2 separate regions of the Homo sapiens genome follow, and region 2 is linked to region 1. A link is a loop called in an ENCODE intact Hi-C map of the cell type or tissue named here. Cell type or tissue: PC-9. All regions are shown on one strand. Links, peaks and the distances in the headings refer to the core of each region. The heading gives the core; the rest is flanking DNA.

Region 1 (15,593 bases), core at 4,914-12,913:
TTGAGATGAAGTTTACACTCAACTAAAATCATTCCATTGATTTTATTGATTAACATCAATCAGTATGTTTAAAGTTATTCTAAGAAGCAATAGTTTATTTTTAAAAACCTTGTATAGCAAAATAACTTAAAACCCTTTGTGATATCATCTTACCAGTTTATTTGGTAAAAACAAACAGTTATTTGGTATTTGTCAGAATTCTTCAGTGCCTGCTATTACAGCTATTTTCCAATTACTAACTTGATTATACTCACTCAAGGCAGTGCAAGATCTTGAAGTACTTTTTAGCAGTTAAGTAATATTGAATTGTATTGAATAGTTTACATAGTTTATTCTAGTCTTTGAAAATTACTGAACATGGACAATGTGCATGTCATTGACATCTGCCTTAGAACTTCTGGGACAATCCTGATTCGAGAGATTCTATCCCATTATTTACATATACCAAAAATACTTTGTTAATTTAATGTGTTGGCTTCCCAACTCCTGAACACGACACAATTTTATTATTAGATTTTGTATGGTGATTTTAGGCTATGAAAACATGATCATTATATGTATATAGATACATTTTTATTTGTTACAAATGTTTGAGCAGCTCACTAGCCCACCCCTCCTCTATTTTGGGTAAGAGAATTTACTACCTTTTTTAACTATGTAGTTGAGAGCAACATGTATTTTGTTATTTTTAGAATGGTCAGTATATTGCTATAAAATTTTAAATGAGACTATGAAAGTTAAAGTATTCTGATTCTGGTTAAATTAACGAATATGGTTCCAGGCCCTGTTCTCTGGGTTTTTGAGAGAGAATAAAGGTTATGTTTGTCTTACCTTTGTTATCGAGTTTGCTGAATTCTTTTGAACGATGATCTTAAAGGCACAAACACCACCAGCCACTTTGCTAATTTCTTAATAGCAGATTTACATTGCAGCAAGAAAACCATCTTTTATAGTAACATTCAGTTAAAATGAACTCAATTCATTGTTAACTTCCTAAAACAGAATTTGAACTTTATCAACCTCAACGTGTATATAAACTAGATAGTCCTCAATACTTTATCAACCTCAACATGTATATAAACTAGATAGTCCTCAAATACTGTTTGAATTTAATAAATGTCAATTTAAAAATTTTTGTAGTAGTCTTCTGCATTTTACTTCAATTATAAATTGCAATTATTTATTGGATATTTTGGACTTCAAAGCAGCAGAAACTTTAAAACTGAAATGGGAAACGTTTTCCTGCAATGATCCCTGTGCTGTAACATTTTGTCTGGTGTCTCAGGCTTCCAGGTTCTTGTTGGCCTGAATTCCCTTGTTGCCCAGTAAATGTTCACTAGCTAGAAGTATCTTCAGGAAGTGAGATAGAAAAGAGTGAACCTCAACAATTGGACTGGAAATGAGCTTTGACCTAACTTTGTAAAATAAAAGCATAAAAGAGAAAGTAAAGTAGTTGGTGAGAGCTCCTAAAACAATAATATGTCACTGTATTTTCTCAGATGGTTAAAAAAAATTAAAACAATAATATGACAAAGATTTTCCAGGTATCTCCACAATCAAATCAACTAACCAATTTGCTCACTATAAAATTATTGTTATTATTATTTTTTTTGAGACAGAGTCTCACTGTGTTGCCCAGGCCGGAGTGCTGTGATGTGAACTTGGCTCACTGCAACCTCGGCTCACTGCAACCTCCGCTTCCTGGGTTCAAGAGATTCTCGTGTCTCAGCCTCCCAAGTAGCTGAGATTACAGGTGCACACCACCACGCCCAGCTAATTTTTATATACTTTTAGTAGAGATGGGGTTTCACCAAGTTGGTCAGGCTGGTCTTGACCTTCTGACCTCAAATGATCTGCCCGCCTTGGCCTCCCAAAGTGCTGGGATTACAGGTGTGAGCCACCAAACCCGGCCTATGTAATTATTAAGATTCAGAGACAGACTAATAGTCTGGAATTTCCTTTAGAGCAAATATCACTTCATAATATATAATCAAAACCCTTTCTACCTTACTTTAAGTCTGTTGCCGTCTTCCTGTCATAGGAGATCTCAACAATCTTGAGTAACTCTCTAAGTTGCTGGTAGAGCTGCAAGGTCATCAACTAGTTCCTTGGATATAAGAAGTCCAAGGGCATACACGTAATCAAAAAGTAAATTCCCGGCCAGGTGCGGTGGCTCATGCCTGTAATCCCAGCACTTTGGGAGGCCGAGGTGGATGGATCATTTGAGGTCAGGAGTTCGAGACCAGCCTGGCCAACATGGTGAAACCCCGCCTCTAATAAAAATACAAAAATCAGCCAGGTGTGGTGGTGGGCGCCTGTAGTGACAGCTACTCAGGAGGGTGAGGCAGGAGAATTGCTTGAACCTGGGAGGCAGAGGTTGCAGTAAGCCGAGATCATGCCACTGCACTTCAGCCTGGGTGACAGAGTGAGACTCTGTCTTAAAAACAAAAAGAAAAAAAAAAAAAGTCCCTCTTCTGTTATTTTTATTGGACATTTCTTTGTGTTCCAGATTTTTTCTCTCTACCTAAAACAGAGCTGGCTGATTTTAGATGGCATTCTTTTTAAAAAAATTAACTTTAATTTTTTTTTCCCCAGGAAAATGTCTCTTAAGTCTCCTCCAACCAAAACAGAGTAGTTGCAAAAGAGTCGTTAAGAAGGTCTTCATGAACCTGAAGTACATTAAGGTCCCAAAGAGATTCTTACATAAGAGCAGCAGTTCGTCAGGAATTTGCCAATTTTTCTAATAGTGTTGATGCTATGTACACAGGCATCCTCCATTATTTACTTGATTGTTAGTAATACAACAATACACTGAATACACTGACAACGCATATTCAGGAAAAAATGCGTCCCCACTGCTTTGCCACCTTGCATTAAGATTGCCGTCATTAGCGGTACTCATGTCAATTAGGTTACCGGAGCAAACCAGCATTCCTTTATTTAATGTACTTTGCTGTCCGAGTTCATGTAGGACAGAGAAAAATCCTGTGGCAATGAAACCCAAGAAACTTTGGGGGTTGTAGGGAGACAGGAGAGGAGAATAAAGGGAAAGATGAGGTCTGAAGCATGAGGCATTTTTCTGGAGGAGCAGGATACCTAGAAGGCAGGGGATTGGCAGCAAAGGAAACCCATGATGAGGGCATGGCTCACCACCAGGACTCATTGATGACAAGGGCTTTGAGAAATTTAGTAAGCGAATGGTGGCTCACCTCTTTCTGAACCCCTTGGCTTGTCTTTTTGATCAATTTAAGTGCGATTTGTCTTTTTCCTTAGGAGCAAAAGGTATTACTGTCAAGAACCTTAGCTAATAGCCTTGCCCTCTACATTGAGCTCTTAACTAAGTTCCCATTATAGTGGCTGAAGCCTTACATTACCGATGAAAGCTGTAAATGATGTGTCATTAATAATGATACTTTGTTCTTCTAAAAGGGCTTTGTTCTGAAAGTCCAAGGTGCTTGACACTATATGGTCGCATTAATCTTATCCATCAAAATGCATGAGGTGTTAGAAAGTCATCAAGACCAATGAGGTAGAAATATATTCCTTTATATTTTGCTCAGTTTTGTACAGAACTCTATAAAAGTAGGTGATGTTCTAAAAGAAAAGAAAGCATAACTTCTGGATGAGGCAATGACAATCATTGGAATGGACCATGAGTATTTTCAAAGGAAGGCTTGATTAATACTTGTTATGATTTTAATAAGTAAAAGACATTTCCAATTTTTGTTAAAGAATCCAAAATGGGAAAGGAAACATTTCCTATTCATGCTAAGTGACAGCATGTAAAACAGCTTCTATTCTTTTCATTTTTTCCTACAGGTCTTGAAGGATGAAGACTTATCTGTTATTTCAATGTAGTTTGCCAACAACTGAATTGTGGTCTTAAGTTTTACTTAGATGAGCCAATTAGCTCATATATTCACTTTCATGTATCTTTAAAAACATTACTGAACATCATATATATAAGTGGCATAATCTGTGTCTCCAACCCTAACTTCTCTCCAAACTCACATTTCCAAAAACCTCTTGAACACGTCTAAATGCCCTCCCTATAGGTACTGTAACTTCTGTATGGGCCATACTAACTTCATTGGCCACTTCTCCAAACCCATCCTTCCAAGAATAGCATCAGATGCTGAAAATGACTCCTCTATCCCCTCAAGGAGCCCTGAATTGCCTCCCTGATTTCTCCCTTTCTGTTTCCTCTTAGAATCAACCTAGTTATCAGATCCTGTTGCTTCTATATCCCAAATGCACTTTCAGTCAATTCTCTCTTTATCACTGCCCTGGCCCAGGGCTTTGCTACTTCTCATCTGAAAGTTGGAGAAGCCTCCTAATTGGGCTCCAGTTTATTCTCCACATCACAGCCACAATGAGCTACATAAAACACAAGTCTTATCATGTTACCCCTCAATGCAAAATCACTCCTGTCTACCCACAGCCTACAGGAGAAAGTAAACTCAGCAGGACATACACACCTTCATGGTTGGCCTCGTTCTAAATCTTCATCCACTTTTCCTCCAACACCCCACCAAATTCCAGCCATATTGAATGATTTAAAGAGGCCCTAACCTCCGTGTCTTTGCTCATGCTGGTCTTGCTCCTCCACCTGACCACCAGAATTTACTCATTCATTCTTCCTTAAGACTTTACTCTGTGTTTTCACCTCTGTGAAGTTCTTTGCAAGTCTTCTTTGCCTCTCCCATGCCCTATCCTTAACCCTCATCCTCTCTTAGTACTTATTCCATTTCTTTCTCGGAGCATTTGCTATGTGCCTAGAAGCTGATTATTCATTTATCTATCTCCATATTCAGGCTGCTAGTCCTACAAGAGGTGAGAATTTTTTTCTCATTCATCTTTATTGCCAGTGCCAAGTACCATAACCAGCACATGATGGGTCCTCAAACATTAGCTGAATGACAACTAGGAAACCAATGACTCCATTACTTTCTTACCAGTGAACATTTTGTTTCCTACAAGATAGTTGAATGCATAGGAAATAATTCAGGAAATTATTGGATGCAGAGATGCATCTAATAATGTAAGATGCAGAGATGGCACTCTAAACACTGAAGATCTTAAAGACAGCTGAGAATGCACGTATATTCTTAACAGCATGGAAATGCTCAGCGTATCCCATCTGGATAACTTAAACGTACAATCAGGTTTTCCTCCATAAACTAATTTGCAAAAATGAATAGCAGATGGGTTACATTAGTTCATTGATAGTGAGGGTAGTTACTTTATGCTCAAAAGTAATCAATGTATTTCCTATTAAACTCCAGTATGTTAATGAATGTTCACATTTTTGTGGTGCTTCTTTATGAAAGAGAATTTTTTACTTACTGTAATATTCTATAATAAAATGTAAATAAACATTGCTTTCCCCTGCCTGGTAATTACCCCAGAATCCATTTAAACAGAAGTAGTATTTGCAGAGAAGTATCCAGGAAGGAAAGAAAAAAATAAATGGAGTAGTAGTTGTCCCATTTGCTGGCTGGTGTTTGGTTTATAACATTTGGCACATCTTGATATCTACATAATAGTAGTTTTAAAGCCATAAATAATATTTTACAGAGGTCACACCATAGTTATTTAAGTTCAGGGGTTTATTTCCCTGAGCACTAAGTAGCTATGAATGAATTATGTTTAGTCTGATCTGCCACAGAAGGGCCATAAAACCTCCAACTCATAGGAAACCGTGGAATATTACTTCAATACATCAGGAAAAATGTACATGTAAAAGAATAATGCATGATAAGGGAAAGGTATTTTTATTTTTTTAAAGTAATATATGTTACTGGGCAGGAGCTATAAAATTTTGTTATGTTAAACTTTCCTCTGATTCTGGAAATCAAGTTAAGACATGGCTTTGCATTGTCTGCCCTCAGCCAGTAAAGCAGGCTGTGGAACCAGAGGAGGGACCCAGGAAAGAGAGTCCCGCCCTGAGTAAGGAACACTTTCTCCTCCCTGCACCTCTGATAGTTGAAAGCAAAGAAAAGTTGCAAGATCACAAGAGGTGATTTTATAAACTTTTTGTTACTGCCAGCATTCTTTTCCAATGACTCCCAGGCAAGTGTTTTTGTAGATACTCAGAAGCAAGGGTACAGACCATTTTTAGCCTTAAGATGCAATTCACTTCAAAAATTAAATCTATGGGCCAGGCGTGGTGGCTCACGCCTGTAATCCCAGCACTTTGGGAGGCCGAGGCAGGTGGATCACCTGAGGTCAGGAGATATAGAGACCAGCCTGGCCGACATGGTGAAACCCCGTCTCTACTAAAAATACAAAACCTAGCCGGCCGTGGTGGCGTGTGCCTGTAGTCCCAGCTACTCAGGAGGCTGAGGCAGGAGAATCGCTTGAACCTGAGAGGTGGAGATGGCAGTGAGCCTAGACCGTGCCACTGCATGCTAGCCTGGTTAACAAACCAAGACTCTGTCTCAAAAAAAAAAAAAAAAAAAAAAAAAAAGAAAGAAAAAAGAAAAGAAAAAGAAATCTACTTAAAATCCTGTTGAGCACATACAACTTACCAGACATCACACTAAGTGATTTCCCTTGGTTTTTCTCATGTCATCTTTTTTTTTTGGAGACCGAGTCTCGCTGTTTTGCCCAGGCCAGAGTGCAGTGGCGCAATCTCAGCTCACTGCAAGCTCCGCCCCCCGGGTTCACGCCATTCTCCTGCCTCAGCCTCCCGAGTAGCTGGGACTACAGGCGCCCGCCACCACGCCCGGCTAATATTTTGTATTTTTTTTAGTAGAGACGGGGTTTCACCGTGTTAACCAGGATGGTCTCGATCTCCTGACCTCGTGATCCGCCCGCCTCGGCCTCCCAAAGTGCTGGGATTACAGGCGTGAGCCACCGCGCCCGGCCCCATGTCATCTTTAAACAACCCTAATATTATCCCCATTATGCAAATTCAGAAACAGAGGTTTGAAGAGAGAAAGAAAGTGGTCCAGTGTTATGCAGCTGGTTGGGGACAGCCAGGTTTCCAGCTGAGGGCAGTGTGACTTCAGAAGCTCCCTGGCTATTCAAAGTCAGCAGTGACAAAACAAATAGCTGCCATTTGTTGAGCACTTTCCAGGCAATGTTCTGAGTGCTTTGCCTATCACATTGTACTCCTCACAACAATCCTATGAAGTAGGTGCTAATATTAACTGCATTTCACAGATGAGGAAGCCAGGTTCAGAGAGGTTAAATAACTAGTCTAAGGCAGCACAGGCAGTATAGAGAGCCAGAATTCAAACCAGGTTGGCCGACTGAGAGGCTCGCTAAAGGAGTCAACTTCTCATCCTCTAATTTTCTTTTAGTTTTTATGCAAATAATGATTAATCATGAATGTTAAGACTAAATCTGTGAAGGAACAAGAATAGTCAAGACAGCCCTGAAAAAGAACTGGAGTTGAAGGCGTGAGAAGGTGGAGGGGGATTTCACTTGACCTACCAGAACTGAAGACTTCACTGGAAAGCTTCAGTGACTTGGACAGGGTGATTTTAGTGTAGGGTAGGCAAGTAGACCAATGGAACAGAATAGAGAGAAATTCATACTATAATGAAAAACACAGAAAAGATAACAATTTAGGAGAGTGGTTATCCCTGGGAGAGAGGGGGTGAATGGCGGCAGGGAGGGCAAACAGTGTATCAAAGTACTAGTAATACTGTGGGAGGTGGGTACACTAGTGTCCATCTTGCTATTATTCCTTAAGTTGTGCACACATTGTATACACTCTTCAGCACTGATAATAACAGTCTGGAGAATTTACTCTGCGCTGATGAAAAGGTTGCCAGGGAGTCTAAGACTTAAACTTTCATGACACCTTTACTTGTTTGTGCTTTTGTTTTTTGAGACAGGGACTTGCTCTGCCACCCAGGCTGCAGTGCGGTGATGCAATCACAGCTCACGGCAGCCTTGACCTCCTGGGCCCAAGTGATCCTCCCACCTCAGCCTCCTGACTAGCATGAACTACAGGCACATGCCATCACACCCAGCTAATTTTTAAATTTTTTTGTAGAGACAGGGTCTTGCTATGTGGGCCTCACTGGCCTCCAACTCCTGGGTTTATGCAGTCCTCCCTCCTCAGTCTCACTACGTGCTGGGATTACAGGTGTGAGCCATTGCATCATGATACCTTTAGAGTCTACTTTTTTCTGTGTTGCATCCAGTGCTTCTATAGACTCAAGTAATGCACAAGGTTAGAATAATTCATTCCTAAGCATTTGCGACCTCATTAAGAAATTTGGATAATTTTTAAATGTGTTTTCTTTAAGTTGAAAAACAAAAATGACATTAGGTGGACTACTGCCCAGTGCACTCCATTTTAGTGGAAAGTTCAAAAGAACACAGGAGCCCCTGCAGGTAAGTCCCCTTGGAATTTTGGTGAGTATAGACACTGTATGAGGGAGGAAAAATCCTGGCCACTGCTAGCGTGGAGAGATGGCTTTTGTATTACAGACTCATAGCACCAAAGCCATGACATCTCCTCATTGTCTTTTTTCTTTTTAAAAAATGTTTGTGGAGACAGGGGTCTCATTATGTTGGCCAAGCTGGTCTCGAACCCCTGGCCTCAAGTGATCCTCCTGCCTTGGCCTCCCTAAGTGCTGGGATTACAGGTGTGAGCCACCATGCCCAACCTCAGTGTCTTTCATCAGAGCAGAAAGCGGGAGGCCATGCAATCTAAGTAGAAATTAACCCTAAGACAGAAATCTTGGGAAGGGAATAAGTAGCATTTTAGCCACATTTCCTCAAATTTACTACCAAAGGTAAACTCAGCAGCCAAGCAGTGGGCTCAGTGCCAGCCCCTTTGCATGTCATAGAGTCTTGCATTTTTCCTGCGCTGTACACCCGGGGACTGGGGAAGGTCGTTCTACAGAACTGAGAAAAGGATTCAACTCTGCCACCTGGCCCCCTGAAGTCACCTCGCCGTGGCCTCGCTGCCCCTGACGGGACCTGTGGCCGGAGCCTGACTGCAGCGACACGGAACGCAGCGTACAATTTCTCAGGTTGATTGTCGGTCCAATCTGTAATGAGAATCCCGTTCTAAAGATGTGCACTGCTGCCCTCCGCTGGACATAGACAGAATCACCAGCATTTAATTACCTTTGGGTCTAATGCAAACGACAGCAAAAAAAATCTGCTCTTAGGGGATTGTGTATGTGCATGTAAATAGTAGCTATAGAAATTAAAGCTCCTCAGAAAACCAAATACCGCATGTTCTCACTTATAAGTGAAAGCTAAAGGATGAGAACACATGGACGCATAGAGGGGAACAACGCACCCTGGGGCCCATGAGAGGGTGGAGGTTGGGAGGAGGGAGAGGATCAGGAAAAATAGCCAATGGATACTAGGCTTAATAATTGGGTGATGAAATAATCTGTACAACAAACCCCATAACGTGAGTTTACCTATGTAACAAACCTGCACGTGTACCCCTGAACTTAAAACTTAAATAAAAATTAATTAATTAATTAAAATTCCTGGGAGTAAATAAAGTTTGGATGTTTATAAATTTTATGACAATTTTGTGACTTTCTATACATTATGATTAAGTGATCAAAAAATTTATCATTAATTTTTATTCAAATAATATTTTCTGCAATATGATTCTAGTGGTTACTACAAATTTCTTTTTTCTCTAAAAAAACTTTTTCACAAATATGTTAGTTTTACAACTATGTCATAAAGAAAAAATTTTTGGCTCTAACTTTGGAAAAGTACACGTCATTTACTTTGTCATAAGCATAGGCACAAAAAATGGAAAAGACTGCCACTTTTTTTCTTTTCACCAAATGTCTTTGCCAAATAGGAAGAATATGTCTTTTTATATTTGAAACTATATTTTTCTTTTTAAGTGGAAGACCAATAAATATTGGCAGATGCCTTTCCCAGGAACTGTATGAAACTGACTCACAGCTTAATGGACTGACTGATACACTTACAATAGTCACTTCTTTCTGGAGCAGAAAGCCTCCAGAGTCTTTCCAGAAGCAAAATTAAGTATGCCCAGTTAGCATTCTATGAATTGCTTTGAATTGCTTGTACTGGAACAGTCATTCAATCAAAGCAAAAAGCTTTAGGTGGGAATGATTTAAACTTTGCCTACTTTTTGAGGTTGATATTGAACCTAAGAAATATATATATATTTTTTGGCAGGGGGCAGCGTCTTGCCCTGTCACCCAGGTTGGAGTGCAATGGTACGATCTCGGCTCTCTGTAACCTCCGCCTCCCGGGTTCAAGTGATTCTTCTGCCTCAGTCTCCCAAGTAGCTGGGACTACAGGCATGGACCACCATGCCCACCTAATTCTTTTGTGTTTTTAGTAGAGCCGGGGTTTTACCAAGTTGGCCAGGCTGGTCTCGAACTCCTGATCTCAGGTGATCCACCTGCCTCAGCCCCCCAAAGTGCTGGGATTACAGGTGTGAGCCATCGCACCCGGCCAGAAATATAAATTTTTGTAAACTATTTTAAAATTGTGTGTAAGTGAAGCTGGTACCATTCTTCAATACCAAAACAAATATTTCTTCCATTCTAAGCTGCACTTCCCCCCACATTTTAACATTTCTAAAATCAGGATGTATATCAAAGTCTTGGCTTCTCACAATCCATGGCATGTTACAATTGCTGGCACTTAGACAGACTCACTGTCAGCCAGGTAATGGTCAGGATGTAGCTGTCATTGTGCAGTACTGTCATATTTGGGGCAAAACACTGCATTGTGTACAATAACATAGACATTGAAGATTCTGTCTTTAAGGGATTCCGAAGAGTTGGACTCTGAACATGAAGGAATTTTAGGAAAATCTTAGCAAAAATAAAGCTTAGTTTATTTTAAATATATTTTTCTTTTCATATCAGCAGAAGCATGATACGTAAGAAAAATCTATCTAAACAAATATAAAAGCACCCTTTTAATAAGGATAAAGTGCAAAAAATGTAAAAAATTGTTAGGTGATATTTTAATTGGCAGCATTTTTTTTCTTAGTGGTACATAACGTAATGGTGCATCTTATGATTCTCGACATCTTAAATTCAATAAATTATACAGCATAACAACAAGACAGTGGAAAAAATGCTTTTGAATTCAAAACCAGATGACATAAGATGGCATTAACTGAAAAGGTGTATTCACTCAATTTCCACTGCCTGCACTATCAATCCATTCTGAGAAGAAAATGGAATTTTTAAAATGCTCTCACTCCTCTGATGTAAACGAATACTAAAAGAATAAAACAGTGTGCCGGATGCCAACATGAATCAGCTCCTCAGCCTTCAGCATCTCACTATAATTATTGGATTCAGTCCAACCAACCTTCAGGATCACAAGAAGGGTAGCTGAGGGGCTCAGAGATCAAAGCCTACATGTAGTTCGTCTGAAGCCCATGTAATATACCTCACTGGAAGGATGCACTTGGGGCTAGAGTGTCAGAAGAGTGAGAATATTAAAGAGTCTTTCTCAGTCCCTGAGGTCTCCTTGAACCGGGAAGCTTTGCTAGATAGGCATACATCAAGGCTCCGAGCATTACATCTCGCTGTACTCTCTCAATCTGAATTGTATGTGAGTATGCGAAGTTGATGACCACATATAAATCATAGTTATTTCTGTTGACAGGAAATAAAGTTAGACTATCAGACATACTCAGAGCCAATATCTGCTTTCATGTTTTTCAAAGTTATAGGGAAAAGATGTCTTCCATTATTGTGAACGTATTGTCAGAGTGAAGACTGAGCCAGTTCTATAGCCTCCAGGTCCTTTTCTCCGCCAAGAATGGAAAACATGCTGTGATAAAACGTTGCCAAAGGAGAGTTCCAAATAAAAGCCTCCCAGTCTATTTAGACTTGGCGTGGTTGAAGACTCCCTTCAACCCCACCCTCTACCATCCCACCCAAGGAATGAAGTTTTTGCTTTTCCTTCAAAAACTGTGTTTCTTGTTTCCCATCACCCATCCCCATCACCTCATCTCCCTCCCTAGGCGCCGTTTCAGCAAAGCTCGGGGAATCAGAATTTTTTTTAGCATACACAGATTCTTATATCAGTTTTAGGGCCTCTATTAGCATAAAATATACACAAATAAGTGCATTAGCAGCATATAGATGAACCAGGCATATAAAGCCATTTCTAGTTACATATTCTCGTGAGACAATTCCTCTCCTGGTCCTTCGTAAAACAAGTTTCCATCTGTCTTTGCTCAAGATCCATGTTTCAGTGCTGAGTCAAGCCACTGATTCGGAGGCTCATGAATGATTTTCCTATGTTTCCCTGCAATGCATTTTACTTTTTATGCACTCCCAGAAGTTCCTTGCTTTTAAAAATGGTCTTATTATGCAGCTTCAGGGGCTATTTATCACTACATACTTTCTGGACCTATAATTTTTATTTATGTATTTATTTATTTATTTATTTTTGGAGATGGAGTCTCGCTCTGTTGCCCAGGCTGGAGTTCAGTGGCACAATCTCAGCTCACTGCAACCTCTGCCTCCCAGGTTCAAGTGATTCTCCTACCTCAGCCTCCCGAGTAGCTGGAATTACAGGTGCATGCCATCACACCCAGCTAATTTTTGTATTTTTAGTAGAGTCGGGGTTTCACCATGCCTGCCAGGCTAGTGTCGAACCCCTGACCTCAAGTGATCCACCCACCTCAGCCTCCCAAAGTGCTGAGATTACAGGCATGAGCCACCATGTCCAGCCAAGGACCTATGATTTTTCTAAAAGCTTCAGTAGTCTTTAAAACTCTTTCTCCCTCTTAAAGAATCCCTTTTCACATTCTTGGGGGTGATCTCAGCTCACTGCAACTTCTGCCTCCCAGGTTCAAGTGATTCTCCTGCCTTAGCCTCCCGAGTAGCTAGGATTACAGGCGCATGCCACCACGCTTGGCTAATTTTTTTATTTTTAGTAGAGATGGGGTTTTGCTATGTTGGCCAGACTGGTCTCGAACTCCTCACCTCTAGTGATCCTCCTACCTCATCCTTCCAGAGTGCTGGGATTGCAGGTATGAGCCACTGCACCCAGCTGGGGGCTCTTATTTGGAGCTCTCCCTAGATCTTATTCTCCTAGCCCAGTCTCACCCTAAGCAAACATTAGCACTGTACACTAATGTAGCAATATTGCAGTTTTATGTTTTCAAGCCCAGACTAAAATGACTCTAAATTCAAAGATGATTTGGTGTAGGGCTTATGAAAGGTGCTCTTAGTGGCAGAGGGGTGACAGAGAGAAGCACTGGCTTGGGAGGTGGTGATCCTGGGTGATGGTCCATTTTCTGCCAATACCTAAGTATGTGACCTGGAAAAGTTATTTAATGTTCTGTGTCTCCTCTGTAAAGTGAGGGTTTTTGTTTTTGTTTTTTGAGACAAGGTTATGCTCTGTCACGCAGGCTGGAGTGCAACGGCACGATCTTGGCTCACTGCAGCTTCCGCATCCCAGGCTCAAGCTATCCTCCCACCACAGCCTCCCAAGTAACTGGGACTACAGCTGCTCACCTCCATGCCCTGCTAATTTTTGTATTTTTTGTAGAGACAGGGTTTCAGTATGTTGCCCAAGCTGGTCTTGAACTCCTGGGTTCCAGCAATCCACCCACCTTGGCTTCCCAAAGTGCTGGGATTACAGACATGAGCCACCGCACCCGCCTGGGATGGTTTCTTGAGGAGAAATGCAATTGTCAAAATTGCAAGGGTTCATAACAGAGGATAACCCTGTTATTTTCCACTGAGAATTTGAAAAAGGTTATGTTGAGGATTGTTTTGGATTTGGTTCCTTCCAATGTCAACTTCTAACCTTTAAAAAAAATTGTAATGACATGCTTATGCTAGTCCTCAACACGTGGTAGGGAAGGAACACTGGGTGGCTCTAGTGATCTTAAACATCTTCCTACTTCAATCCCAGCCCAACACACCATTCCCCATCCCTCCTTACTCTCCTCACTAACAGCACGGACTCTTCTAAAAAACAAACTCAAACTGCGTCATGGACCACAGTAGCCAAAATCTAAGGAATTCAAGCCTCTCTGTTTCACTGCCAAGCACTATCCCAAAAAGGTCACTGATCTTTGAAATCAGCGAGCCCTGAAGCCCACTGAAGGGGGTCAAAAGAGTTAAAAGATTCCAGATGGGGCCAGAGTAGCCTCTCCAATTTCTTCTGCCTGTGTTGCTCATTCAGGGTGACCTGTACAGGTCACTAAATCTCTATGTGCTTTCAACTCCCCATTTATAAAATTTGGCTAATATTGATTTGTAAGATATTTAGAGAGAGTTGAATTAGGATTACTACAAAGAGCAAATTCCCTAGCTGATTTTTGTGTTACTACTAGTGAAGGCCCTAGGCACAATTCAACAATCAAAAAGCAGCAGTGAATGAGAAATTGCTGAAAGTGGCCAAATCAGGCTTTCTTAGATCTGGAGCTCTGCTGCCCAATTAAATCTGCACACTCACATTGGACAACATCTAGTTTATAAAGGCAAATATTTAATTAGTGGAACCTTAGGACTGGCAATGCTACTTCCAACCCATGTAACAAGATACCCTAAGCTTGAAAAGCAAACCCTGTAAACTTAAACTACTGTAAAATTATAAAGTTTAACATAAAAATGGAAAATCTTTAAATAGCCGTTTTGTGCAATGTTCTTAACAGACAAGACTGCCACACAATGAAACTGTGTAACTGCTAGCAGCAGGCACTCCAGGAAGATAAAATAAACTGGCTTTATGGACCCGAGGAATTGATTTTTAATGAGATTCTGCTTGGCTATAATGGCATCCTGAGAGGGCGATCCAGTTTCCACGGCCTCTGGTATACAGTTATAAGGTGCAGAGCAAGGACTCAGTTAAACAATGCCCATGTATTTGCCCTTTTGGCATATGAGATTAAATAAAATAAGGATGTTGTTCTTAGACACTTTCCAGAAACTGCACATGCACGTGCGTACACACACATACACACACACACACACACACACACACACACACACACACACACACACACAATACTCTGACTTCAGATGCTTTTCCTTAGACATTACCTGCTCGTATATTCTAAATTTTAGAGGACTTGACCCTTGAAGTTATGGGCTTGTGTTTGTATTTCTCTATCGGGGTATAACAACCCATAAATTATTAGATGAACTTGGCTGATTATTTTGTATTCCACTACCTGGAGACATTTATGCTTATATATAAATATGTACAGCAATGGATATGGATACAAATAGGTATAGATAGAGATATGGCTATAGATAATTGGCAATAGAATTGAGAAGGCAGTGTAGTATATTGGTTAAGAGATTCAGCTTTGAATCTTGCCTCTGCCCCTTCCTAGCTGTGTGTCCTTAGGCATATTAATCAACTTCTCTGAGCCTCAACTTTATCTTCCATAAATGTGGATAGTAATACCAATTTTACAAGGTTGTAGTAAAGATTAAATGATACACAAACACACAATAACATAAATGAATCTTAGCAATATAATATTAAAGGAAAAAATAAATCTCCAAAGATTATGTATAGCACATTTTTTCATAAAGGTAAAGCTAAATAACATTGAAGTCTATATGTTTATGAGTTCATACAGCAGCAGTAGAATCATGTGCAAAAAAGAAAAAGAATGATAAACA
Region 2 (15,593 bases), core at 2,822-10,821, 860 kb before region 1:
CTGTTCACTGGGTAGAGGAGCTATCTTTCACCCTGAGATTTATAGTTGTTATGTTTAAATAATGCCTAAATGGAGTCAGTTCTGTTGTGTCTTTTTAATGACTTGCACTATCTTAAAACCATTTCAGGGTCACTCAGTGAAGAAACTGTGCCAGGAGACTGGGAATATCTTCTAAATCCTTAAGCAAACTGTGCTGAAAACAAACTGCTGAAAGAAAATAAGCATTTGACTTTAAAACGATGCCTCTGGAAAAAAGGGACATGCAGCAGCTGCCAGATGTTCATGATCCCACCTCCCCTACTTAACAAAGGCACCTATATTTCACCAGAAATAAAATTTTATTAGTAACATGTCAAATGTTTTAAAATACAATTACCTTTCTTCTTCCTCTCAGTTTAAAAAACAATCCAATAAAAACTCTAAATCATGACCCAAATATTTTTAAATGTGAAAAAGACATATTTCAGATTATGTAACAGATACACATTTTCCCAAATAAATGTTGTAGAACACCATCTGCTTGATATTTGAGTGCATTCCCACAGAAATAAATTTCTGCTTCTCTTCCTTCATTAATGGCTTATGACAAATTTATGACACTATATTTCACAATAGCTATACCAAAATTTTATGACCAAAAGAGGCTGACAAAAATCACTTGGCATGCTCAAATTAGACAATTTATGTGACTGTCTCATTTACACCAATCCTCCACCCCTTACTGAGACCCCAGCGACTGAGGAGAAACAGAAAAAATCACTGTAGGGGAAGATCTCTCACAGAATAAAGCTCAAAAAAGAGTTCAAGACAAGAAGTTACAGATCCAGGTGCCATTTTCAGCTCAGGTTTTCCATAATCTTCAGCTTATGCAGCTACCCAAAATTCTGAATTTAATGTAGGATGTTTTTGTAAGGTTGTCTCAGATTTTGCCAAGCAAGAAGTTGCTAAATTCTTGTTAACTGTGAACAGAATTTCATCTTTGTTACCAAATGGAGCTCCCTTATGTGAGTATAATCAAGAGGAAAATCAAGAAGAGAAATTTACCACGTGTCATCTCCTGACTGATAAGAATGGTACATGACTCTACCCATGTTCCTTTCCTGCACTTGATACAGAGAAAACTTGTAACAGGAATAATCTTTGCATTTTACTCTACAGAGTATTACAGTATTTGTGGCAAATTTGGAAAACCAGTGTTATGGTTTTCTGATTTTACTTTATGCAGTTTATTTCTTAAAAGAAAAAATTCTTGCAGAACACAGACATGAACACAGAGTCTTTGAAAGTTTAAGAGTATAGGCTTCAGTGTGGATATTTCTCAAAAGATGTAGAATCTCCCAACTCAAAGTGTGGTCGATGGACTGGCAGCATCCACATCACCTGGGAGATTTGAGAGATGAAGACCTTCATTCCTCATCCCAAACCTACTAAAAGGAATCTGTATTTTCACAAGATCCCTAGTGACTTGTATGCTCAAGAAGCACTAATGTAATGTTTTTAATCCACCCAACCCTAAAGGATAATCCTTGAGAAAGACAAAACTACTTTAATGGGGAAATTTTGTCCATAATATTCAACCAGGAATGTGACAACTTTTAGACATGGCCCACTTAATAAAAAAACAAAAAACCTGAAATTTATCTTGTTGCTGCTGTATAGTAATGAAGTATGAGAATGGGAACATATAAATTAAAATGCCATATGTTACATAAATATTCATGACCTGATTGAATTAATTATACACAACCTTCCATTGTTTCCAACCTAAGTAGTTTCTTTTGTGAGACATATACAGCTGTTAACTATTACACTGAATTCCAGAAACATGAAAATTGCCTTAGTAAACAATTATTTAATGACTAAGTACAATAGTCTCAAAAAGAATTTTGTTCAGCCAGTAACGACCATGTTACTATGATGAATTCTTATTTGATACACTCCAGAAACTTTCCCAAAGGAGTTCAGCCAGTACTGCAAATTGTTACTTTCTTCTAAGTATCAATGATAGGGAGCAAGGTGTGGGTGAAGAATAGAGCTATAACTTCCACTTACAATGGACTATAAAGACTGGGGTCAGGCTGTGATTTAAAGAGGAAACCAGAGGGAGAGAAAGAAGGTGGGCTCCAGTACCTGGTGTTAAGAAATACCGAAGTTCATTCAAGCAATTCACCAGCACAAGGCAAATTGAAGAAGACTGCCCCTCTGAGCTTGCACACAACATACACAACTTTCAGGCTGTGATTTATTGATTCTCTTTCTCCTTTAAAGCTCTCCTTAACATTAGTATTAATCTGATTTGTTCCATAAAAGAACATGGAAGCTAGAGAGGTAAGGCGAGAAGGAATTGTTCCCTACCTGATTTGTCTCCCCACCACACGCACAAGATATGCCCCAGGGATGGGCTAAGGTCAGCCGTACTTCCCTTAGGCAATAGTAGCTTTTTGCCCACAATAAATATGCCACAAAGCAAAATGTATCCTCTCCTTTCCTTCTAAGATCTGGGTCAGGAAAACTTTCCTTCACCTTGCGCATCTTCTCACCTGCAAACACTTTCTGAAAGACATGTTTGATAGCCATCTCAGTTTGGAAAAGAGAAATGCAGGTACTGCATTTGGATTTGGTAAAACAAAACCAAATAATCTGAGTTCTGGGACTGTGCATTATTCACTTATGTATCCCCAGCCCTAGCACAGTGCCTGGCTCATAATAGCTGCTCAATAGATGGTGGTAAATTACACTTATTTTCAAGTCTTCTAGCACTGAGTTTGTTAAATCTTGGGTGTTACATTGAAACCAGATAATGCATTTGAGCTTATCCATTTCCCATTTATACACAGGCTTATCCTTTAGCCTTTCCCTTACCTTAATTATTTTCTATTTTTCCTTTGCTTATCCACCCAAAGAGCTCAGTTTCAGGGATATTTTTCAGTAGTAACACTTTGCAAACAGTAGATATGCCGAAAATAATCTAGTCTTATGCATCACAGGTGAATGAAAGAAAGGAGCAATACATTGCAGAGATCAGGTGTTTTGTGTACAGCAGACACGGGAAAGCAAAATTGAGTATAGCAAGCAAGAACACCCCCCCCACACAACAAAGCAACTTTTTCTTTCACTTACTAATCCTACTCTTTATTTCTCTGGCCCCACCCTCTTTTTCCTCTTTTCTTCATTTTTCCTCTTCTGCTTTTTTATGTTCTTCTTCACTTGGCTTTTAGGCTAGGTGGACACCCACAAGAAAGATCAACATTACCAAAGGTTCTCCATTTTCTATCTCACCTTCCTTACCATAAGGATGGCTCTTGTCACCAGAGAAAGGATGTCCAGGTTTTAAAAAAAAAAAAAAAAAGGTGTAACTGGTCTTCCACCTTTTGCATCTCCTGTAATAAAGCACGCTGGGTAGTCAGCAAAGCAAGCCTGTATTTGGGTCTCCCTGTATATCAGTTTACCATGCTAAAACCCCGGTAGTCTATTGGTTAACTCAGACAAGTTTACACAGTTTACATACAAATTTTCTAAATAAAGATAACATTAGTCAACCCGTTATCTATGAGTTGTTTATTGGGAAAAATAATTAAATGCCCTAGGAGATATTTTTTAATTACCAGTTTCAAGGCAGACACTTTTTTAAAAAAGCATATTAACAAATATCACTGGGGAGGGATAGCATTAGGAGAAATACCTAATGTAGATGACAGGTTGATGGGTGCAGCAAACCACCATGGCACGTGTATACCTATATAACAAACCTGCACATTCTGCACATGTACGCTAGAACTTAAAAAAAAAAAGAAACACTGGTTTTTAAGACAGTTCCTTCTCGATGTATGAATGTATAGATGAGAAAACTCAGTTAATGATGTCATCAAATAAAACAGGCTTTTATATCTGTCACTGGTTCATTGCTCAAGAGTTCTTTCTTCAAGATTTATTAAATACAATAAATATTACAATGTCACACTTTTTTTATTTTTTTCTCTTCCTCTCTTCTCAATGCCAAAGTATATATATTTCAATCCTCAATCAATTTCGATATGTGGCATTTTTGTAAGTCATATCTATTAGCATTGGTGTCTTTTACTTACAGACACGGTCCTAAACCAAGTGAAATGTTCATTTCAGAAAATATTTTAAAGTATTAGAAAGCTAATTCTACCTTTAAAATTGTATGATGGTGTAACTATCCCATCAAATTTGGAGTTTTTCAAATAAGATGTTATTTTTTAAAATAAGTGTTCTGATAAAGTATTTTATAAGCAGTGAAATAAAATTTTTGAAACTTTGGTACCAAATCTTGCCCTCAAATTAATTTTTAAACATTTAAATCTGTATTTCAAAGCTAGCTCATCATGTATACTAAATTGCCTTTAAAAATTAACCTAAATTGTAATTTTTTAGTTTCTTCCAAAGCATTTCTTCCTAATTTTGATTGAGTAATTAAACATGAGCCTCATAGTCTTATCAGTAATACATCTATGTGGTCTTCAACAATGCAGGCTAATTAGGGAACCAATACTCTTTATACCAACAGAATTCATGTTAATCACCCCAGTGATTAATTAGAGGGACCAAGTATTAAATCAAAACTAAAACCAAATTTCTCTTGAATAGAAGAAAGTCTTCTTGGTTACAAGTTGGCATCCAACTAGGGAAGATACTTTGTTGACAAGTCACCATACATAGATTGTTTTCCAAGGCATATGATTCCTAAAGGTCTGTAGTATCTTCATTTAAAGCAGTGCCCTTGATTACCATTATTATGTATAAAGTGTTCTGAAAGTACATTAGTAAGCAAATCATTCCAAACCCCTTTAACAATGTTCTTCTATGTCCTATGCAATCCTTACTTTAGATTCTTATCTTCATTATCATAGTCTTCCTAACACTCATCTTTGAGTCTTTGGTATTTTCTTAAATACACCTTTGGCACCTAGTTTTTCCAATCTGTTTTATCAGTTAATGACAATTCTTTAAATGATATGCTCCATAGGACAAAACTTCAGACACTGAAATCTGACATCTCACTCAAACCTGAAAGAACAGTATGAACCACTTCAAACAATTTCATGAATCTATCCAACTTGTTAAATAATTATCTGTAAAATTGCAAAACATAGGGACTTATCTAAACTTCACCACCAAAGGCATTCTGAAACAATTTGTCAAATAGTGAATGATCAACTATTATACAAAAATCAGTGCAAAGTTTCATCCAGGCAGCCTTAAATGTACTCTTAGCTAGATGAAGAAATAACATCATGTGGAATTTGTTGTTCTCATTAATTTTTGCAGATAAGGTTTCTAAAAAGTATCAACTCATTAAAAACAAATTTTACCTGCCTACCCTTTTCCTGAGCTTCACAGCCTATAAAAAAAAACAAATAAAATGTAAACGGCTAACTAAAGGCCCACCACAAATTTTAACCAACCTGTAGAACTTATAGATAAGCCCATCTGCAAGGCTATTTCGTTAAAATTCACTTTTAAAGAGAAAAGTCTAAGCCCTCCCCGCAAAATAGTACAATGGATCAGTTTGGAGTAATCTGGTTGTTACATTCAGCAGTTTAGTTGCAGTGTCTTTGCCCCATCTCGAATTGCTACTAATGGTAAAAGGAGAATGGTGTCAATTATTTGGCACAATGCTTGACAAGTCAAAGCACTTCAGAAAGAACCAGCCCTTCCTCATATCATTTACAGAAAATTAAATGTGTTCCACCCTTCATCCTCAGGGACATGGCATTATCAATTTAATCTGTTACTTTCATTACTTTCCAGTAAGAGTGGCAGAATTTGGAAATCAAGGCATAAAAGAAAATTTTTCATCTGTGTAATTGTTTAACGTAGGCCCCTTCCTACACATCTTATGTTTAAAAAAAATCTTTGCTTCTAAAGCACTAATTGACCGCTTTATCATATGTGAACATATTTTCTATTCAATTTGATGATTCTAAGGACTGCTGAGTAATAACCATTGCTCTCTCCAATCAGTTCAGCATGCATCTCATCTTTGATATCAAGTGCACTGGTAATGAGTGCCTTATATTAACATCTTCACTATAAACAGTTCAAGCATTTAGAAACAAAGTATCAATGGACTTAACAGTTACTTTAATTCATTTTATAAATAAGCAACTGAGAATTTTGCTCCAAGTGGCTGCTAGTGTAGCCCATTTCATAAATGGCATTCTCCGAAGCATAAGGCACAATATGATACGAATGCAGCTCTTCATAATAGAGAGACTGAGAACAGCATTCCTGTACCATAAACTTCAGCCGTTTTCTTGTATCAGAATATGCAGTCTTATAACAGGGAGCTTCTTTAAAGTATTCATAGCTCTCTTTCTCCGTCTCTAGATGTATCTTCCTCAGCAAATTGTTAATTAACACAGACCTTCTTAAGTAGGTTTCTGGGTCTTCAAGAAACCTGAGCTTCTCCAGAGAAAGTTTGAGAATGCAAGTTCTGTCCTCAGGTAATATCAGGTGCTGGAAAGCAAACATGATCATTAAATCTATATTTAGAAAAACAAAAACTACAGCTTTTTATGTTGACAACATTCATGAAAATGAACAAATAATAATAAGTAAACCCTTACTTTTGGAAAATACCCATGGTAATCTTGATGTAAATCTTCTTCTTCTGCATATTTTCTCTTAAAGTAGGCTACTTTCGACGTTGTTAATGTATATGTTAATACTTTTGTTGGATAAGCTAAACAAATAAAATAATTGGGGAAAGGTTAGATTTTATTGTGGCAAATAGTATCTTATAATATAACTTTTATCTATAAAAATAAACTGGTGATCCTGGAAATTGGTATTCTCCCTTCAACGTGGTGAAGCAGTGACAACTGCCCTGGATTGAAAAGCCTGCAGGCAGGAAAATACCACCATTCAGACCCAAAACAGATGTTCTAGATAGGATACTCATGTTTATTTCCTTATGCAGCCCCTCAGAAGTCAAATACCAATATACTATTTTATTTCATGCCATTTAATGTCAAAACACACCCAAATTTGAAATGGAATGTAATGGGAGGAGAAAAGAAATTTTTCATCATTCTTTTAGTTAAACTGCCTAATACAGAGAGATCATTTAGTGTCACTAGGTTAATCAAACTGGCATAAAATAGTTGGCAGCCCAATTACACTTTAAAGAAATAATGGTGTATCTGTAGACAAAACACTCTATGATATGATTATGGTGTAGCCATCGTCCTAACACATGGTTTAATGGTGTTCTAAGTAAATGAAAGATTTAGGTAACGTTCTGACTTGCAAACTTGACCTTGTCATAATACTGAAAGTGAAGACCTTTGTTTTCTCCTTTAAAATACGATTGCTACTGAGGTTCTTACTTGCTTAAGGAAGGACGGAGTTCCAAAAGCCAATTTTCAGTTATCGTTTAGTTTAACGATAGTGCTTAAGGGAGTTCTCAGAGTGTACTCTAGGTGGCACTCATATCACAAAAAGGAGGCAAGATCTACTTTGAAAGCTAAAGACAAGCAGCTTCTAGAGAAAGCACTGAATGAATTTAGAAAACAAATTGAGTCCAGTTCAATTCTCATTCAACCTCGGGGGACCAGGCCAGAAAGAAACTTCATATTTAAACATAATTTATTTTACCCTTAATACACATCCTCAAATATTTCTATGTGTTGAAACCATTTAGTTCACAAAAGAATGAATAATGTATGTGTTAGTTAAATAAATCTACAGCAAGACATTTGATGGTTTTCCTCTAAAATCTTAAATTTTTCTAAGCTTAAATATTTTAAATGTGTTCAAGAATTTGCTTTTTCTAGTTTGTCCTCCAACTCAGTGCATCTAAGCTACAAAAGCTTCCCGCAACTTTTTGTAGCTAAATGATTTTCCTCAGTCAGTAAGAAAAGCTACAAAATCATTCCCAAGCATTCCAGTTTTCCACTGACATCACTGTGGATTATTAACCCAAGAAAGCCTTAAGTTATAGTTGTTATGTTTTGTTAAGGGAATGAAGAATTTTAAAACAGTGGTGTATCTGATCTTAAAAGAAATGAATATGTCATGATAATTCACAAGTGAACTGAAGCAAAGACAATAGTTGCTACTACTATACCTACACAGTCCCTGAATTCAGTAAGCAAACTCAGCTTATATAGAGTTTTCAATGATTTCAAAAGTTTAGGAAAGAAGAACAAAGCTGATTGTAGAGAGAACAAAGAAAGCATCACTGAAACCAGGTTTCTCAGGGGCTGTTTTTTAGTAAACTGCATTTTCTTTGGTATATTTTTTAAGGATTTAATCAAATAATTAGGTGAAGCTTTGGGTTATCCCGTGTGACAATTACTTGTACTTTTTTTTTAAACTGTTTCACTAATTGATGTAATGGTAGTTTTCAAATGTTAGTGAGCATCAGAATTATCTGGAGGGTATGTTAAATCAAATTGCTGGGTCCCACCCCCAGAGTTTCTAATCCAGTAGATCTGGGCTAGCAGCAGTGAATTTGCATTTCTAACAAATTTCCAGGTGATGCTGATGCTGCCAGTCTGGGGATTGCATTTTGAGAGCCTCTAGGTTGCAGCATTCAGCAGGTGTAGTAGTAGCACTATGGCAACAAGTTAAGAGCAGAACATTCAGTCAATCAGCTGATTGCCATATCAATAGAATGCCAGGCAATTGGTTTGATTGATTGTTGTTGTTGTTGCTATTGCTTCCCTACACTGGCTTAGATGCTTTAGCCTCATGAACAAAGCCAGACTGCATTTTAACTAAATAGTGAAGAATGAAGTCACTTTTCCTGGGTTCACATTGAGAAGCATCAATGGCTATTATTAGCATGATAGCTGGGCAGGTCTCTAATTTTTTTAACAAGCTCTAATGAATTACTATAGTGTAGGTGACAGTGAGAAAAGGCTAGAAAATGAGATGAGTAACTTCATCATGAGCAAACATGACTTTCTTATATGTATCTTTTTAAAATGTCTGCTCATTTTATCTTCCAATGTAATGCAATATCTACAGCATTTATGACCAATTAAGAATCTTTTAATGAGTAATACAAGGGAAGGCAGGTGGCAGATTAGAGAACCAAATGACAAATAAACTTATAGTTCTGGATCCCAAGTGTACCTCCAGGAAAGATATTTTTATTTGACAGATCAAGACCAAAAAAATCATATCAAATGATTCCAAGGTTCATAAAGACTGTCTGGCTATCATCAACCAATTAGCCTAATATACTGAATGTATCAGATCCTGAAAATACAGAGAAAATTCCCAGGAGTTCTAGATTTGAGTCTCAGCTCCTCCGTGGGCAACACACTTAGCCATTTAGTTTATTGCTCTTAAAAAATACCCACATGGGTTGTTAAAATGCTGAAAAGCCTTCACAGCTGGTATCAGTTTGACAATTATCTCCCTGAAAGCTGTTTAGCTATTTAAAATGTTTTCAGTATCAATTTTGGAGGATGGTTCTAGCCACTTTTAGGTTAAAATATATAGCAAACATAAGTTCCTACATCTGTTTGCTTGGCTGGATTAGAACTCAAAACATTCGGAGCTGATAACTATGTATCCATCACCTGATTCAGCCTCCTCAGTGTCCAGATGAGAAAACTACAGCCCAGACGAGTTCAATAATTTACATTCTGGCACGTGGCTATGAGTTTGGGTTTTGAAGTCAGATGGAAGTGGTCTGAATTCCAGCTCTGCTGCTTCTTATTTGAGTGACTTTGAGCAAATTACATAAACTCTCTAGAAATCTCATTTGTAAAGTAAGGATAGAAATAACACTGGCTCATAAGATCATTGAAATAATTCATGGAAAGTGACTGGCACTGTGCCTAGCATATAGTAAACACTCAATCAAATTGTAGACCTTATTTGTGCCATTAGTCACAAATCTACCACATAGAAGCAGAGCCCAGCCTGGCCTCCTAGCTCTGACTCAAAGACTCCACCACCCTGCCTCCCAAAGATACTAGATTGTAATTAGACAGTTAAAAAAAACTGCAAGAAGATATTGCAAATGATCAAGTTGAAAAAACGTAGTACAGATTCTATAACAACTCCAAATATTTCTGGTGTATTGCCACTGGTCATGCATTTTGGGTGAAGGAGGTGTAAACTATTTTTGAAACATACAGGTAATCATCTGGATAATTAATTAAAGTTGATCTGACTATCCAAAGAAGTTTGGTTGTTATGATTCAGTAAACATGTGTAAATCGGTTATAGTTCTCCTGCAACTAAAAGGCCAAACTTAACCCAGCCTATTATTCAAATAAAGATGACGAAATAGACAAGAAAAAAAATGAAATGACTTTATGTCTTCACATTCTGAGTGTTCTGAGCTCTGAGAACAGTATGTAAATTACAAAACTGAATTAGGCTGAGCCTAAATTTGTCTCTGAAAGTGAAATGGCTAATGATGGCTTGAATATTCAAGCTGTTTCTAATGCTATATCCTCTGGGCCCATAAAATATCTGTGCCAAGCTCAGTGTATTTGGTAGTATAAAACATAAATAACCAACAAATTAAAAGTTACAGAACAGAGTGACCATCCCTGTCATTAGAGTTCTAGCAATATAATTTTTATATAATTCTTTAAATAAATGTTTAAAATGTAATTACAAATGATTGCTCAAATGCTCTTCCTCATTGCTCTGCTTCTGCCTCCAGAAAACTGAAATCCTATTACGGTGTAAGTGATTTCATTTGGTACATGGTCTGGAGACAGTACATTAAGGAAACATCATCAGCAAATTAATTTACAAACACTTTGAGATAACAGACCACAGTAAAAAGAACAACTCCTGTCAAAGCAATCCATTCTTTGTCAAGACTCAAAGCTGGAGACATGGTGAAGAAGTGATCAGTTCAATATATCCTAATTTTAGTTTGGCTTTCATTTTTCCCCCCACAACATTTAAATCAAAACATTCCAAAAACAGAGTTGAAACCATCCTATTAGATGTGTGCATCCTACCCACAGACAGAAGGGGTGGAGGCTGATCAATGACAAGAAAGAAGGTGGGTTCCATCTCAGATCAACAACTGACTTGTGTTATAGATAAATCAGGCACCTCAGCTTCACAATGTCTTACTGATTTTTCTTTGTAACATGTTAGCCTGGCATGAGCCTTTAAAAGTGCAATTGTCCCTATCTAGCTAAATAATGATTTGCTGGTGACAAAGCTACTGGAGATATTTCCTTAAGGGCCATGACCACAGTTGATTAGAAAGAGTTACCCCATCTGTCCCTGCTAACCACATTCTGCAGTCTCACTGCATGGCTTGAAATACTTCAGCATAACCTTCTAGTTCTGTCCAACGGCACTAGTTCAAATACCAGCTCTACAGTTTATTTGCTTACTGACTTTGGCCAAGATATTTAAACTCAAAGAGCCTAACTTTTCTTTATCTGTTAAACGGGGGGACAATACCAAACTCATTGAGTTTTACTGGAATTAGAAGAGATGATGTTTAAAAAGCAGTTACTCAGTGCCTGTCACATGTGCTCATATTTCCTGCTCAGTAAATGTTACGTATTATTATTGCAGTGACTTCATTTTGAAATCATAAGTACATATCCTGCTCAGCAGCATTATATTATACCTAGGACATTGGTCCTCTCTTTAGTGCTAAGCATGGGCTGCATGAAGCATTCATGAGTGTATTCAAGAAGGTAGATGGGTGCAAAGTTCAAGGCTATGATGCTGTGCCTTCTGGAGACCTTTGGCTCTGTTGATGTTTAACAATTTTCCATCAGCCATCTTTCTTCTCTCTCATAACCCCCTTGCCTATCACCTTTCTGGATAATATCCTTTATGGTAGCAGAACTCAGTGTCAGGTTTTATCTCCAAATCAATGGAGCAATCTGTTTCTTCAGATTTATCCACCCCAAGCACAATATTGACTTTACTGGCAATTTAGAATTACTAACAAGTTCCAGCTCGAGCAGACTTTCTTAGGAACTTCCAGGAATACTGAGAGCCAATGACTTAGAAGAGTTTCTCAAGATACCAGCAGCATTGTCTGGTACTAGATTGCATCCATGTCCCTTGGGATAACCCCAAGCACAGGCATGGAATAGTAAAGAAAACCCCACCAGTTCCACAAGCCTATCCTGCTCCAATGGTAATGGTCTCTGAACCAAACAGAACACCATTAGGTTTCCTTAGATGCTGCACTAAAGCCAGTTGCTGCCGTGATCTGGCCCTGCTAATGACAGAAATTTAGAGGCGAAGTGCAGGAGGCTTCTTGGGTAAACTTTTTGATTTTCCACCCCCTAGAAGTGCATTCCTGATTCTGAGGAATGATGCTTCCTTTTACCCCATCTTTTACCTTGGAAAGTAGAAATGAATTAGAAAGAAAATTGCTTTTTTGGAAGCACATTGCAGTATATGGGTTCCAAGAAATCCATACCTAGAGATATGCTAGAGAGATACTACAACTTCCCTCGATACCCAGGACTGGTACTCAAAGAAAAGAGTTTTAATCCCTAACCTATGGATAATAGCAGCCTTTCTAAAAGTACCTGATCTATATCACTCACATTGTCTTCCACTTTGATATCACTACCACCACCACTCCATGCTTGAGTATATTAACAAAAACATCTATCCACGCCAACGTTGCTTCTGCTATCCCAAAAGGGTTGTAAAAAAACATAAGATTGAATTAATCATTAATTTTACTCACTTTAAAACACATGAGGATTCGCGTGGAGTTGGGTGACTCTCTGCCCTCACTCATATGGTATCTGATTTGTGTTTCACCTGGAGTTGCTCTAGTGGTGAAATAATTTTCATTCACAGGGTACCTTTTCGCTAAAGAGCTATATAGGTGCTTCCATGGAATAGCACACAGCCATACTACACAGCCATAAAAAAAGAATGAAATCATGTCCTTTGCATCAACATAGACGGAGCTGGAAGCCATTATCCTAAGAGAACTAACACATGAACAGAAAACCAAATACTGCATCTTCTCATCTATAAGTGGGAGCTACACTGAGTACACATGAACGCAAAGAACAGACACAGGGGCCTATTTGAGGGAGGAGGGTGAGGATACAAAAACTACCTCTCAGGTACTACACTTATTATGGGGGTGGTGAAATAATCTGTAGACCAAACCCAGTGGCATACAATTCACCCGTGTAACAGTCCTGCACAGGTACCCGTGAACATAAAAGTTTTTCTTACAGAGCTACAGTTGCTTCATTAAATTGTGTTACATTCATGCTCAAGCAATCTACTTAAGCTTGTAGTCTTATATCCCACATTAGATAGAGAGAAAATGAGCCATAAAGCAGTAAAATGAGCAGCACATGGAGGCAGAATTGAGGTTCTAGGCTCTTGAGTCTTGTCTCTCTTTACAATATTCCCAACTTTTCTTCATGTTCCTTACTCATGCTCCCTTTTCCTAAGCACTTTGAAAACAATATGTACTCTGAAATACACACGCAGAGTAGACTTCCCAGCCTCAAACGTGTACCTCCTGTCCTTCTAAGCACCACTGATGTTCAGATCTTGTGTTTCTTGTGTTTCTACCAAGAAGCCTTTTTGCTGCACTTCACTTTCTGTCGTTCTTTTGTTTTCTAAACATAAGGCTATATTACAATATTGAGGACAACATTGGTTAGCTCTTAGTGCTTTTCAGTAATATCCTTCCGCCACCCCTTCCCCCCAGCTGAGAATTATTGCAGTGAATTGGATGGCTCTGTTAATTAGCCCATTTGTATAAATTTAATTAGGAAAAAAGAAAATATAAAAAATGGTGTTAGATTACAAAGAGTAAACATTAATGTATTAACACTATTTAGATAAACAACTTAAAAAGAAAAAGGAAAAAAGAATCGACAAGGATTGGCCTCTCCCAAAACTCAAAGGTATCCTTCCTTCGTTTTAGTGCTGAATGGTTTTGGTCAATGTACTCCTACCTCTGCTTCAGAGTTAGCAGTTTAGCTTTTTCTAGGTTTCTGAGGCATATTGCTTTGACAAATAGAGCAATCTGAACTGATTATTCCTTGGCTTTAGAGTTATTGTTGGGATGCCAGCTGACATGAGTCATCAGTAGAGAGCCCAGGTATGGAGGTAAGGGCCTCAACCTCTTGATAAAAGTTTTCAACATCTCTGTCTGCATCAAGGCGTCTTCTAAATTCCATGAAGTTTACATGACATAAAATTGAACATAGAATTTTCACACATGCCTAAAAACTTCCAAATAGAGTATATGAGTAAAAAAGACTGAAATTAGAATTTGGTTTAGTAACCTGCTTGATCTCAGCTTTAGCCAAATCTTATACTCCTAAGTGCATGCCTTCTTTATAACCCATTACATATACAAGTGCAGCTGGTGTTCAAATTGATGAGGGTGACTAGATCCTTAAATAAAAATTGGTGGAATTTTCTTCCACACTCTAACTTTGGACCCACCAATGTCTCCAGGATTAAATGTGGATATTATAATGATACCATTTGATTTATTTTTATTTTTTGAAGCTAAATACCATAAAATTTTCTGATGAATGACTTTTCAAACAGATCCGTTTATCAAAGTTGCACAGGATATAGTCTGCATATTACACATTTATGATAGAATCAAAATTAAAATTTAAGAACCTCTTTCATTGCCCTTTTGGATTGTGGCAGCAGTCTCAACGAAAGGGCAGACTGATTCACGTAAATTAAAGGGCACTGAATGATCTTCAACTTTTATGCACATGACATAAGAGACAGGCTGTGGTATAAATTACTAATCACACAACTAATTCACCTACATGAACCAATAATTGTGGCTGCTTTGCTCAAACTTTCCTCAGATTGATAGCATGAATGGAACTCTGTACACATCTCATGGCAGATGACGGTAAATATTATTGGTCTCTTTGGGTTGTTTCTCACCATAAAATACAGTCAGTATGATAAATGAAGAAGGATGGATGGTGCTAAGGGCCAACAAAACCAACATTTTTGACAGTTCAAATGCTAATCTTTAATCCTTAAAATTATTAAACTACAGATATTTAAACAAGTGACTATAGAGATCAATAATCTTAAAGTCTCACGGTATTCATAAATCTGTACCACTAGACCAGAATAAATTTTCAAATAGGTTTCTGAATAAGAATTGTCAATTATTTATTTTTATAAAGGGAGGAAAGAAATGGGATGAAATGCAGCATGGTATATTCTTATAAATTTGATTGCAATTTGCTAGGCTGGTTACCTATAGGAAGGGCACAGTACATGTGAAAGTTACAAATGCTGGAGGGTTGAACACTCATTTAAGACGTATTCAGTCTTGAAAATTGAGTTTAAAATGTTGAAGCCTCATAAGTTTCTATCCTCATGACCTTATGCAAATTAAATTTGAAACATCACAATAATCTCTTTCTGCAACTTGGAGAGTTCTCCTCACTTCCTTCATTCGGACATGCACTCGTGTGCTCAGTAGGCTTCCGCTTGGCATGTTTCCGGAGCCAGGCTACCTAATTTGGCCCACCCTATTCACACGGATCTTAGAGAGGAAAATCAGCCAGCCCACAAATGTCCTTTTTACAGAAAACCTCTATTGACTTCTACCCAGCAACCATCTATATAAACAA

Evidence for each region. Peaks named below come from ENCODE experiments on the same cell type or tissue, not always from the same donor. Only the 100,000 strongest peaks of a DNase experiment are listed, where the experiment ranks them.
Region 2: a loop joins it to region 1, with 19 times the contacts of the local background. A loop is called at or near these places in 12 of 110 quality-filtered maps.

What each region holds. Positions count from the first base shown.
Region 1 is chr14:61,263,221-61,278,813 of GRCh38, reverse strand. TMEM30B (transmembrane protein 30B) reads left to right here. Exons shown (of 1, transcript NM_001017970.3): 1 at 1-1,444. It also overlaps a transcript of PRKCH not described here. Among named protein-coding and RNA genes, the nearest start is that of TMEM30B, 10 kb to the left of the region's middle. RefSeq lists an enhancer at 8,404-8,903. In PC-9, for the core only: CTCF peaks have their summits at 8,844 and 9,044 (motif pointing left); a DNase peak (open chromatin) is centred at 9,043; H3K4me3 peaks cover 719 bases.
Region 2 is chr14:62,118,913-62,134,505 of GRCh38, reverse strand. It overlaps LINC00644 (long intergenic non-protein coding RNA 644), which reads left to right. Exons shown (of 2, transcript NR_104063.1): 2 at 128-357. It also overlaps the pseudogene SERTAD4BP. Among named protein-coding and RNA genes, the nearest start is that of LINC00644, 13 kb to the left of the region's middle. In PC-9, for the core only: CTCF peaks have their summits at 7,254 and 7,453 (motif pointing right); a DNase peak (open chromatin) is centred at 7,435.